2 separate regions of the Homo sapiens genome follow, and region 1 is linked to region 2. The links are chromatin contacts, found by Hi-C or POLR2A ChIA-PET in ENCODE. All regions are on one chromosome and are shown on one strand. Each heading gives the region's core, a stretch centred on a gene start or an enhancer-like site at or near the end of the contact. The rest is flanking DNA. Distances are from core to core; before and after follow the strand shown.

Region 1 (5,970 bases), core at 2,767-5,266, 100 kb after region 2:
TAGAGATGGAGAGAGACAGAGACAGAGATGAAGAGATCGAGAGATTGAAATAGAGAAATACATAGAGATAAAGAGATAGAGAGAAAAAAGGAAGAAAAAATAACAAAAATAGAGAAAATAAAAAACAAAATTTAAACAAATTTCAAAGAGATAGAGATAGAAAGATAGAGAGATATAGAGAGACAGAGATAGGGACAGAAAGGGAAAGAGACAGAGAAAGAGAGAGAGAGAGATGAGGAGAGCAAATGATAACGCAAGCAGGCCCGAATATTAACTGGGGAATCTGGGTGAAAGACACAATGGGTATTCCTTGTACACTTTTCATTCATGTAACCTTCCTTTTTGTTTTGTTTTGAGACAGAGTCTGTCTCTGTTGCCAGGCTGAGGTGCAGTCTCTATCCTGGGCTCACGCAGCCCTCCCACCTCAGCCTTCCAAAGTGCTGACATGACAGGCATGCGCCACCATGCCCGGCCTACTTTGCTTTACATTTGAAGTTATTTCCCTAAAACAGTCTTCTAAAAGAAGCTCATTCTATAGGCTATCTTAAATTCTTCCCTTGTCACTAATTTCTCAAGCCACTCATGCCGCTAGATTCACTCCCATGATTAAAAATAGCCCTTGTAAAATCACCCTGTGACTCCCATGGTTCAAACTCCAGTAAATGTTTTCAGTTATCTTTTAATTTTTTTTTAATGTGTGGGAATGTGTGGGTTCCACATGAGACCAAATTTTAGAGAAGAACAAAAACTGAGCCACAGAGTCTGCCCGGATTTACCAGGCTGGGTTTACTTTTGTTTTGTTTTGTTTGAGACAGAGTCTCAGTCTGTCACCCAGGCTGGAGTGGAGTGATGCAATCTCGGCTCACTGCAACCTCCACCTCCCAGGTTCAAGTGATTCTCCTGCCTCAGCCTCCCAAGTAGCTAGGATTACAGGCACCTGCCACCAAGCCTGGCTAATTTTTTGTATTTTTAGTAGAAATGAGGTTTCACCATATTGGACAGGCTGGTCTCGAGCTCCTGACCTCAAGTGATCTGCCCGCCTCAGCCTCCCAAAGTGCTGGGATTACAGGCATGAGCCACCTTGCCCAGGCTGGGTTTACTTTTAACTCATAGCTAAGGTAGAAATGGCTGAGCAAAAGCAACTGAAGAGAGAATGAGCTTCTCCATGATTCTTTTTTACAAAAGTTTATTCTTGAGGGGGAGAATGAAGAGAAGCTGATTAATGGGTACAAATACACAGTTTGATAAAAGAAGTAAGACCTAGAGTTTGTTAGCTCAATTGGGTGTCTATAGTTTACAAGAATCTATTGTCTCGTTGGGTGTGGTGGCTCACACCTGTAATCCCAGCACTTTGGGAGGCCCAGGTGGGCAGATTACTTGAGGCCAGGAGTTCGAGACCAACCTGGCCAACATGGTGAAACCCCATCTCTACTAAAAATACAAAAGTTAGCCAGGCATGATGGCGGACACCTGTAGACCCAGCTACTCGGGAGACTGAGGCAGGAGAATCACTTGAACCTGGGAGGCAGAGGTTGCAGTGAACTGAGATCGTGTCACTGCACTCCAGCCTGGGCAACACAGTGAGACTGCCTCAAAAAAAAATTGTTTAAGATAAAAAACATAAATAAATAAACCGGGTCTGTGACCACAATATGTTGCTGCAATCAGGACCATTGCAATAAAATAAAACACTCAACTACTATGAAGCCGTCGCCTGGCCCAGGTCTCATAGAACTGGCAGCTGTCATTGCCTCCTCTGCATCTCACTCATGTTAATGATCTGTTTCTGCCACAACCGCACTGTCACTCACCATCAAGTGTCAAATAAAGAGGACCCTTCATTAGATTATCCTTTTATTAGGCCAGGCACGGTGGCTCACGCCTGTAATCCCAGCACTTTGGGAGGCCAAGGCGGGCGGATCATGAGGTCAGGAGATCGAGACCATCCTGGCTAACACAGTGAAACCCCGTCTCTACTAAAAATACAAAAAAATTAGCCGGGCGTGGTGGCGGGCGCCTGTAGTCCCAGCTATTCGGGAGGCTGAGGCAGGAGAATGGTGTGAACCCTGGGGGGGCGGAGCCTGCAGTGAGCCGAGATCGCGCCACCGCACTCCAGCCTGGACGACAGAGCAAGACTCCGTCTCAAAAAAAAAAAAAAAAAGATTATCCTTTTATTTCAGAGGGAACTACATTAAAAGATTTAATTTATGATATGACAATATCAGGCTCTGGATCAGGTCTACCATTGCTTGTTCAGAGAACAATTGTGAAAACTATTGTTGTTACAGGAACACTGGCAAAGGTGAATGTGAAGAATTTTGGCGAGGAAAGCGGCGGGGAGAAGTTGTCATTAAGATATTCCCTTCTTGCCTGGGCACGGTGGCTCACGCCTGTAATCCTGACACTTTGGGAGGCTGAGGTGGGTGGATCACTTGAGGTCAGGAGTTCGAGACCAGCGTGGCCAACAGGGTGAAACCCCATCTCTACTAAAAATACAAAAATTAGCTGGGCGTGGTGATGCAAGCCTGTAATCCCAGCTGCTTGGGAGGCTGAGACAGGAGAATTGCTTGAACCCGGGAGATGGAGGTTACAGTGAGCTGGGATGACACCACTGCACTCCAGCCTGGGCAACAGAGGGAGACTCCGTCTCAACAACAACAACAACAAAAAAAGGTATTGTCTTCTAAGAAAAGGAACGCTTTTACACTGTTGGTGGGAATGTAAATTAGCTCCACTATTGTGGAAAACAGTGTGAGGATTCCTCAAAGACCTAAACACAGAACTACCATTCAGTCCAGCAATCCCACTGCTAGGTGTAAACCCAAAGGAATATAAATCATTCTATTATAAAGACACGTGCATGCATATATTCATTGCAGCATATTCTCAATAGCAAAGACGTGGAACCAACCTAAATGGCCATCAATGGTAGAATGGATAAAGAAAATATGGTACATATACACCACGGAATACTATGCACCATAAAAAAGAACGAGATCATGTCATTTGCAGGAACATGGATGGAGCTAGAGGCCATTATCCCTAGAAAACTAACGCAGGATCAGAAAAACAAATACTGCATGTTCTCACTTATAAGTGGGAGCTAAATGATAAGAACACATGGACACATAGAGGAGAACAACACACACTGGGGCCTATCAGACGGTGGAGGGTTGGGGGAGGAAGAGGATCAGGAAAAATAGCTAATGGATACTAGGCTTAGCACCTGGGTGAAATAACCTGTAAAACAAACCCGCATGACACAGGTTTACCCATATAACAAACCTGCACATGTACCCCTGAACTTAAAGTTAGTTTTTGTTTTTTTTGTTTTGTTTTGTTTTGTTTTTTGAGACGGGGTCTTGCTCTGTCACCCAGGCTGGAGTGCAGTGGCGTGATCTTGGCTCACTGCAACCTCCGCATCCCAGGTTCCAGCGATTCTCCTGCCTCAGCCTCCTGGGTAGCTGGAATTACAGGCACACACCACCACGCCCAGCTAATTTTTGTATTCTTAGTAGAGACAAGGGTTTCACCATGTTGGCCAGGCTGGTCTTGAACTCCTGACCTCAGGTGATCCACCCACCTCCGCCTCCCAAAGTGCTGGGATTACAGGCATGAGCCACCGCGCCCGGCCCCAGGTTAAATTTTTTAAAATTTATATTTATGGAATCATGGAGAACTTCTCATCTAGAGAAGAACGTTTGTGACTCTATGAGGCAGAGATTTATCAAATTGGCAGGTTACGTCATGAAAACCTCCTGGGAGAGCCAGGGCCAGCCACACCCGGCCACAGACTAATTTTTCCACCAGGGAAAGTTTGTCCAGCTTATTGTGAAAATTCGTGTGGTATTGATGGCTGTGGTGGGCTGTCTGGCTGCTGCCATCACATGGCTGCTGCAGGGAGGGCCCAGGGAGGAGGCTGACAGCTCCCCGGCCACGCAGCCCACAGCCCTCTGGAGCCCACGCCCTGCTGGAGCAGCGCGGTCGGGCAGAGAGGGGCCCGGATGTGGAGCTGGGGCCGTGCTTTGGGGGCGGGGGCAGGAAGAGGGAGCAGCGCCCTCTTTGGGGACTAGCCAGCCGCGCAGCCACTGCACCCACCCCGCAGAGGGTTCAGGGTTCCTAGGCATCAGGAGGAGGCTCTGTGCAGGGCTTGCCAGCCGTGTTCTTGGGGTCCACCCCGCATCAGAGCGACCACCAAGCCTGCCACTCCCCGTGGCCAGGCTGGGGCCAGGATCAGCTCCCCACAGGCTGCCCCTGAGTGCCGGGGCAACAGGGGCAGTTCGTGGTGATATTGCCCCTGCCCTGGGCGCCAGCCCAGGCCCGGCAAGGATCAGGAATCCCCGCCCCAGCTTGCAAGGGGGAGCACCTGAAGCTGCATCCTGGGCCTCTGCAGCCGCCCAAGTTGTGGCCGCAGATTCAAGCCTCCCTGTGCTCTTGGGGGGCCAGGGAGGCCCCCCTGCCCTTGCAGGCTCCAAAGCACCTGCTCCCACTGCCTGGTTTCTCCCTGCTCTCAGCGCCTGCTCTGATCTTGGAGCAAAGTCAGGGTCCAACCTGGGGCCATGAACGGCAGCAGGAGGCAGACTGATTCCTGGCAGAAGGGAGCAAGTCCTCGCTAAGACCCCACCTTCAGGCCAGGGAGGGCCTGAAGGCTGAGGGCCACCAGACCTGTGGACCAGAGTGGGGACTTGTGATGCCTTTTCCAGGCCCATGCATGGCTGTTAATGGACCAGTCGGCACACACTGCATCCCCTCTGAGGTCCATAAAAGCCCCAGGCTCAGCCAGAGCAGGGCAGAGAAAAAGAGAGACGTCCAGATGACCAGCTGCAGAGAGAAGCCACTCTCTGTGCTAATAGCTGGAGATGACCTGACGACCAGCTGCAGAAAGGAGCTACACTCTCTGCTGAAAGCTGCAGTGAGGATGGGATGACCTGCTGGGCAGAGAGAAGCCACCCTCTCCAAGGCCTCCTCTCTGCTGAGACCTGCAGCCATCAGGAGGACCAGAGAGGAACTACCCTCTCTGGGGTCTCCTCTCTGCTGAGAGCTGAGCACTCAATGGAATGAACTGTCTACAGAGAGGAGCTGCCCACTTTGGTCTTCTCTGAGCTGTTCTAACACTCAATAAAACTCCTCTTCATCCTGTTCACCCTCCACTTCCCTGTGTAACTCATTCTTCCTGGACACAAGACAAGAACTCTGGCAAAGGTGCCAGGGGACACAGATATTTCCGACCAGAAATGTGACACCCTAAAGATTCTGTAACAGTATTACGTAAGCCTTTTTTTTTTTTTTTCTTTTTGAGAGGGAGTCTTGCTCTGTCGCCTGGGCTGGAGTGCAGTGGCACAATCTTGGCTCACTGCAACCTCCACCTCCCAGATTCAAGTGATTCTCCTGCCTCAGCCTCCCGAATAGCTGGGATTACAGGCACACGCGGCCATGCCCAGCTTTTCGTATTTTAGTAGAGATGGGGTTTCACTGTGTTGCCCAGGCTGGTCTCGAACTCCTCAGCTCAGGCAATCCACCCACCTTGGCCTCCCAAAGTGCTGGGATTACAGGTGTGAGCCACTGCACCTGGCCTATGTAAGCCATTTTTATCTGTTCAGAGACAGTGGTTTTTTTTAAGAAATGAATTACATTTAAAATTAGAATATGGTTAATGTTCAATAATAGGCCTTTTTCTAGAAAGGCAAAGAAAGTTAATAATTTGGATAGATAACAGGTGTGCCAGAGCCACATTTGTTATGCAGAGGTAAATGTTCAGTCTGTCCTCTGTCTTGGTGACTGAGGTTACAGTTAGAGTGGTTTTGAGGCCTCACTACACTTTGAGGAAGGCAGCTTTTAATTTAGTGTTTCCATGTGTTTGTATACCATTGGAACTAATTCACACGTGATTTCTGCCCTGAACTCAGTGCACCCTTGATATTTGAGAGAGAGCTAACTAAAGAACATTCTGAGTATTTCTATTTACAGAGG
Region 2 (5,325 bases), core at 2,405-4,904:
CTAACACAGTGAAACCCCATCTCTACTAAAAATACAAAAAATTAGCCGGGCGTGGTGGTGGGCGCCTGTAGTCCCAGCTACTCAGGAGGCTGAGGCAGGAGAATGGCGTGAACCCGGGAGGCAGAGCTTGCAGTGAGCCGCGATTGTGCCACTGCACTCCAGCCTGGGCGACAGAGCGAGACTCTGCCTCAAACAAAACTAAACAAAACAAAATAAAATGGGCTCTCTTTCTTGTCATACACGCCCCCATGCCCTCATACTAGGAGACATGTCCGGGAATACTTCTTCTCTAATTAGCACTGGATATAACTTCTCTACTTCTCCCTTACAGGCTACCTGTAATCAGTCTCTACTTACTCCCTTAAGTGCCTCAGTCTCCTGCCAGGCACCTAACAATACCTGGTTAGCCTGCACTTTAGGTCTCACTCGCTGCATCAATGGGACTGAACCAGGACCCCTCCTGTGCGTGTTGGTTCATGTGCTCCCCCAGGTCTACACGTACAGTGGGCCAGAAGGACAGCTTCTCATCGCTCCCCCTGAATTACATTCCAGGTTTCACCGAGCTGCCCCACTCCTTGTGCCCCTTCTGGCCGGCCTTAGCATAGCTGGATCAGCAGCCATTGGCACGGCTGCCCTGGTTCAAGGAGAGACCGGACTAATGTCCCTGTCTCAACAAGTAGATGCTGGCCGGGCGCGGTGGCTCATGCCCGTAATCCCAGCACCTTGGGAGGCCAAGGCAGGTGGATCACGAGGTCAGGAGATCAAGACCATCCTGGCTAACACGGTGAAACCCCGTTTCTACTAAAAATACAAAAAACGAGCCGGGCGTGGTGGCGGGCGCCTGTAGTCCCAGCTACTTGGGAGGCTGAGGCAGGAGAATGGCGTGAACCCGGGAGGCGGGGCTTGCAGTGAGCTGAGATTGCACCACTGCACTCCAGCCTGGGTGACAGAGCGAGACTCTGTCTCAAAAAAAAAAAAAACAAGTAGATGCTAATTTAAGCAATCTCCAATCAGCCATAAATATACTGCATACCCAGGTAGAGTCTCTAGCTGAAGTAGTTCTTCAAAACCGCCGAGGCTTAGATCTGCTATTTCTCTCCCAAGGAGGGCTACACACAGCTCTAGGAGAGAGTCGTTGTTTCTATGCCAATCAGTCTGGAGTCATAAAAGATACTCTCCAAAAAGTTCGAGAAAATCTAGATAGATGCCAGCAAAAACGAGAAAATAACACCCCCTGGTACCAAAACATGCTTAATTGGAATCCATGGCTGACGACTCTCATTACTGGATTGGCAGGACCCATTCTCCTCCTCTTGTTAGTCTTCAGGCCTTGTGTATTAAATGGGTTCTTAACTTTATAAAGCAGCGCATAGCTTCTGTCAAACTTATGTATCTTAGGACCCAATATAACCCCCTTGTTATAACCGAGGAATCAATGATTCGATTCCCCAAAACACGAGTGGGGAATGTCATACCCTACCTTGTTTTTAACCTGATTGACCCTCCCTTAGCTGAGAAAGCCAGACAGACTCCATTTTGGCTCCTTCATTTGCAGTCCCTCACCCACCCCCCTTCCTCAAGGACTTAAGCTGACTCCCAGCACATCCAAGAATGCGATTACTGATAAGATACTGTGACAAGCTATATCCACAATTCCCAGGAATTCGTCCGGTTGATAGCACCCAAAGCCCCCGCGTCTATCACCTTGTGATAGATTTAAAGCCCCTGCACCTGGAACTGTTTGTTTTCCTTTTACCATTTATCTTTTTAATTTTCTTGCCTGTTTTGCTTCCATAAAATTGCTTCAGCTCTGCTCCCTCCTCCCCTTCTAAACCAAGGTATAAAAAGAAACCTAGCCCCTTCTTCGGGGCTGAGAGAATTTTGAGCGCTAGCCATCTCTCAGTCGCCGGCTAATAAAGGACTCCTTAATTAGTCTAAGAGTGTGGCGTTTCTCTATAACTTGCCCGGTTACAACGCAGCACTTTGGAATTCCAGCCGAGGCAGGTGGATCACCTGAGGTCAGGAGCTCGAGACCAGCCTGGTCAACATGGTGAAACCTCATTTCTACTAAAATACAAAATTAGCTGGGCATGGTGGCACGTGCCTGTAATCCCAGCTACTTGGGAGGCTAAGGCAAGAGAATCGCTTGAATCCAGGAGGTGGAGGTTGCGGTGAGCTGAGATCACGCCATTGCACTCTAGCCTGGGCAACAGAGCATAACTCTGTCTCAAAAAAAGATAAAAATAAAAATAATAAATAAATAAAAGGAATGATGATGATGCCAAGCAACCACAGATTGTCCACATGGGTGGCTGAGACAGTGACCTTTGCTTTCAAATGGTTCAGTGTACACCAACTTTGTGTCATGCACAAAATTATTAATACTATTTTATGAAATTATCTTCAGTCTATGTGTACAAGGTATATATGAAACATAAATGAATTTCTTTCTTTCTTTTTTTTTTTTTTTTTGAGGCTGAGTCTCCCTCTGTCTCCCAGGCTGGAGTGCAATGTTGTGATCTCAGCTCACTGCAACCTGCAACCTCTGCCTCCCGGGTTCAAGTGATTTTCCTGCCTCAGCCTCCCAGTAGCTGGGATTACAGGCGCCCACCACAACCAGCTAATTTTTTTTTTCTTTTTGTATTTTTAGTAGAGACGGGGTTTCACCATGTTGGCCAGGCTGGTCTCGAACTCTCAACCTCAGGTGATCCACCCCCCTCAGCCTCCCAGACTGCTGGGATTACAGGCTTGAGCCACCGTGCCCGGCCTATTCAAGGCCTAGGCGTCTTGTGTGAGTTATACATTTATATGCATCTTTTGGCTTCGGGCAGGAGCTGTTACTGTCTGCACATCTTAGACGCAGAACTGTGGACCGAGAGAGGCAAGGATGCCCTTTACCTCTGCCAAGGGTACGCAGTGGATTCAGGGCAGTTTCCTGCCTTCCCTGCCCTTGCTGGGCTGGTGGGAGGTAGGAGAGCCCCCAGCGCCTGGCCCCAACCCCCGCTGGAGTTTCCTTCACTCTCATCACAGTCTTTCTGTTTCTGTGGCTTTGATGAGGAAACCAAGGTGTGGAGAGCATGTATTGATAAAAGTCACCAGCAGCTACCAACTTCCGCGTGGGGATGGAACCTCTTGCTAAGTTTAGCCTCCAAAAATCATTCTGGGAGGCGTCTCTCAACCTGGAGGAGCTGGAGAGAGAGGAAGAAGGAGACGTGGGTGAGGAGGAGGATGGAAAGAGATGGGGAAGGGCAGATGAAGAAAGAGGGGGAAAGGAGGAGGAGGTGGCAGGAGGAGGAGGAGGAGGATGGAGAGGGAAAAAAGGGGAGAGCCAGAGGAGGAGTGGAGAGGGGAAGGAGATGAAGGGGAAAGAGAGGAGAGAAAGGAAAGACAGGGAGGGGAGGAAAAGATGGGAGGAGAACAAGGAAAAACCCCACAAAGACAGAAGCTGGTGCAACAAGAGACTGTACACCCGTACTTGACCTTCAATAAAGTATAGGGACAGAGACCTCCTATACCAGGCTGCTAACCTACTTTTCACTTCTGAGAAGTTTATCTACCTCATTTCCTCTTTTCGCCTCCTGCGCTCCAGCTTCTTTTCAGATTGCCTCCTTACCGCACCCACCAACCCACCACCACCATCAGCTCTTCCTCAGGACCTGAAGTCCACCGTCCTCACCCTACCCCCACCCCCTGGGCAGGAAATCCTCCCCCCTCTTCATCTCTTGCCAAGACCAAGAGGTGGTAGAAGTAAAGAAGCAATGATGAGAAAACAAATTATTATTATTATTATTTTGAGACTCAGTCTCACTCTGTCGTCCAGACTGGAGTGCAGTGGCGCGATCCTGCCTCACTGCAACCTCCGCCTCCCAGATTCAAGCAATTCCCCTGCCTCAGCCTCCTGAGTAGCTGGGATTACAGGCACACGCTACCATATCTGGTTAATTTTTTTTTTTTTTTTTTTTTTTGTAGTTTTAGTAGAGATGGGGTTTCAACATGTTGACCAGGCTGGTCTTGAACTCCTGACCTCAGGTGATCCACCTGCCTCGGTCTCCCAAAGTGTTGGGATTACAGGCCACCATGCCTGGCCAAGAAAACAAATGATTAATCTCATAGTAGGACGCTATGTTCCTCCTGGGGAATGCCACAGCATTTGAACACTTGAGACGCATCGTTGCAGAGAAGCAGGATGGTTCTTATCCTGGAGCCTGATGACCAGAATGTGAGACAGGGGCAAGAGTCAATTGATCAAGGTTTCTGAAGCCAGCTTTAGCACACATCTGGGAAAATCACCAGCCACAGTTGCCTCTGTGGCTGTTTTTCCAAAGAAGTTTCAGGAGGTTTCATATTTACACATTTTTCTTTTCTTTTCTTTTCTTTTCTTTTTTTTTTTGAGACGGAGTCTCGCTCTGTTGCCCAGGCTGGAGTGCACTGGCGGGATCTCGGCTCACTGCAAGCTCTGCCTCCCAGGTTCACGCCATTCTCCTGCCTCAGCCTTCCGAGTAGCTGGGACTACAGGCGCCCGCCACCACACCCGGCTAATTTTTTTTGTATTTTTAGTAGAGACGGGGTTTCACCGTGTTAACCAGGATGGTCTCGATCTCCTGATCTCCTGATCCACCCGCCTCGGCCTCCCAAAGTGCTGGGATTACAGGCTTGAGCCACTGCGCCCGGCCTTTTTTTTTTTTTTTTTTTTTTTGTTGAGACGGAGCTTTGCTCTTTCACCCAGGTTGGAGTGAAGTGGCATGATCTCGGCTCACTGCAACCTCCACCCCCTGGGTTCAAGCAATTCTCCTGCCTCAGCCTCCCAAGTAGCTGGGATTATAGGAGCCCGCCACCATGCCCGGCTAATTCTTGTATTTTTAGTAGAGACGAGGTTTTGCCATGTTGGCCAGGCTGGTCTCGAACTCCTGACTGACCTCAGGTGATCCACCTGCCTCGGCCTCCCAAAGTGCTGGGATTACAGGCATCAGCCACCGTGCCCGGCCTACACATTTCCTTAAAGAGGGGAATGGCACTGAGGAAGAAAGGCAGGTAGGCAGTAAGGCAAACCCTTACATTCTTATGAGACTTTAGTTAGTGCCCAGTAAATCTACATTTTACATAAGCTAAGGTGAATGTTTGAAGAGGAAGGGAGCAATGACTAATCTTGTCTTGTCTTTGTCTTTCACCTGGGAAGATAAGCTTGTAATTGACGTTGTCACTGTGAAATGGAACAGACTTTAGCTTTAGATTGCAGACCTAAAGTTAACATTTTCATGTTCTTGTTTATAGGAAGCCAGCAAAGAATTTCCTGAGGAAAGATCTGTGGGGATTAGCCCTTCATAG

Evidence for each region. Hi-C counts contacts between places; a loop is a spot of excess contacts on that map. ChIA-PET counts read pairs that join two places held with the same protein, here RNA polymerase II (POLR2A). Pooled maps may share reads with other maps.
Region 1: a loop to region 2 is called in a pooled map, with 2.1 times the contacts of the local background. The contact joins two enhancer-like sites. A Hi-C loop is called at or near these places in 2 of 50 pooled maps. POLR2A ChIA-PET finds 5 or more read pairs at or near these places in 5 of 52 experiments (GM12878, Panc1, WTC11 and 1 more).

The regions. Positions count from the first base shown.
Region 1 is chr19:6,550,150-6,556,119 of GRCh38, reverse strand. It overlaps the pseudogene TGFBR1P1. Among named protein-coding and RNA genes, the nearest start is that of TNFSF9, 22 kb to the right of the region's middle. RefSeq lists an enhancer at 4,154-4,223. Within about 2 kb of position 4,016, at least 4 of the 41 ENCODE cell types and tissues checked have a DNase peak (open chromatin) inside an H3K27ac peak, as active enhancers do.
Region 2 is chr19:6,652,785-6,658,109 of GRCh38, reverse strand. No RefSeq gene overlaps it. Among named protein-coding and RNA genes, the nearest start is that of TNFSF14, 15 kb to the left of the region's middle. Within about 2 kb of position 3,654, at least 3 of the 41 ENCODE cell types and tissues checked have a DNase peak (open chromatin) inside an H3K27ac peak, as active enhancers do.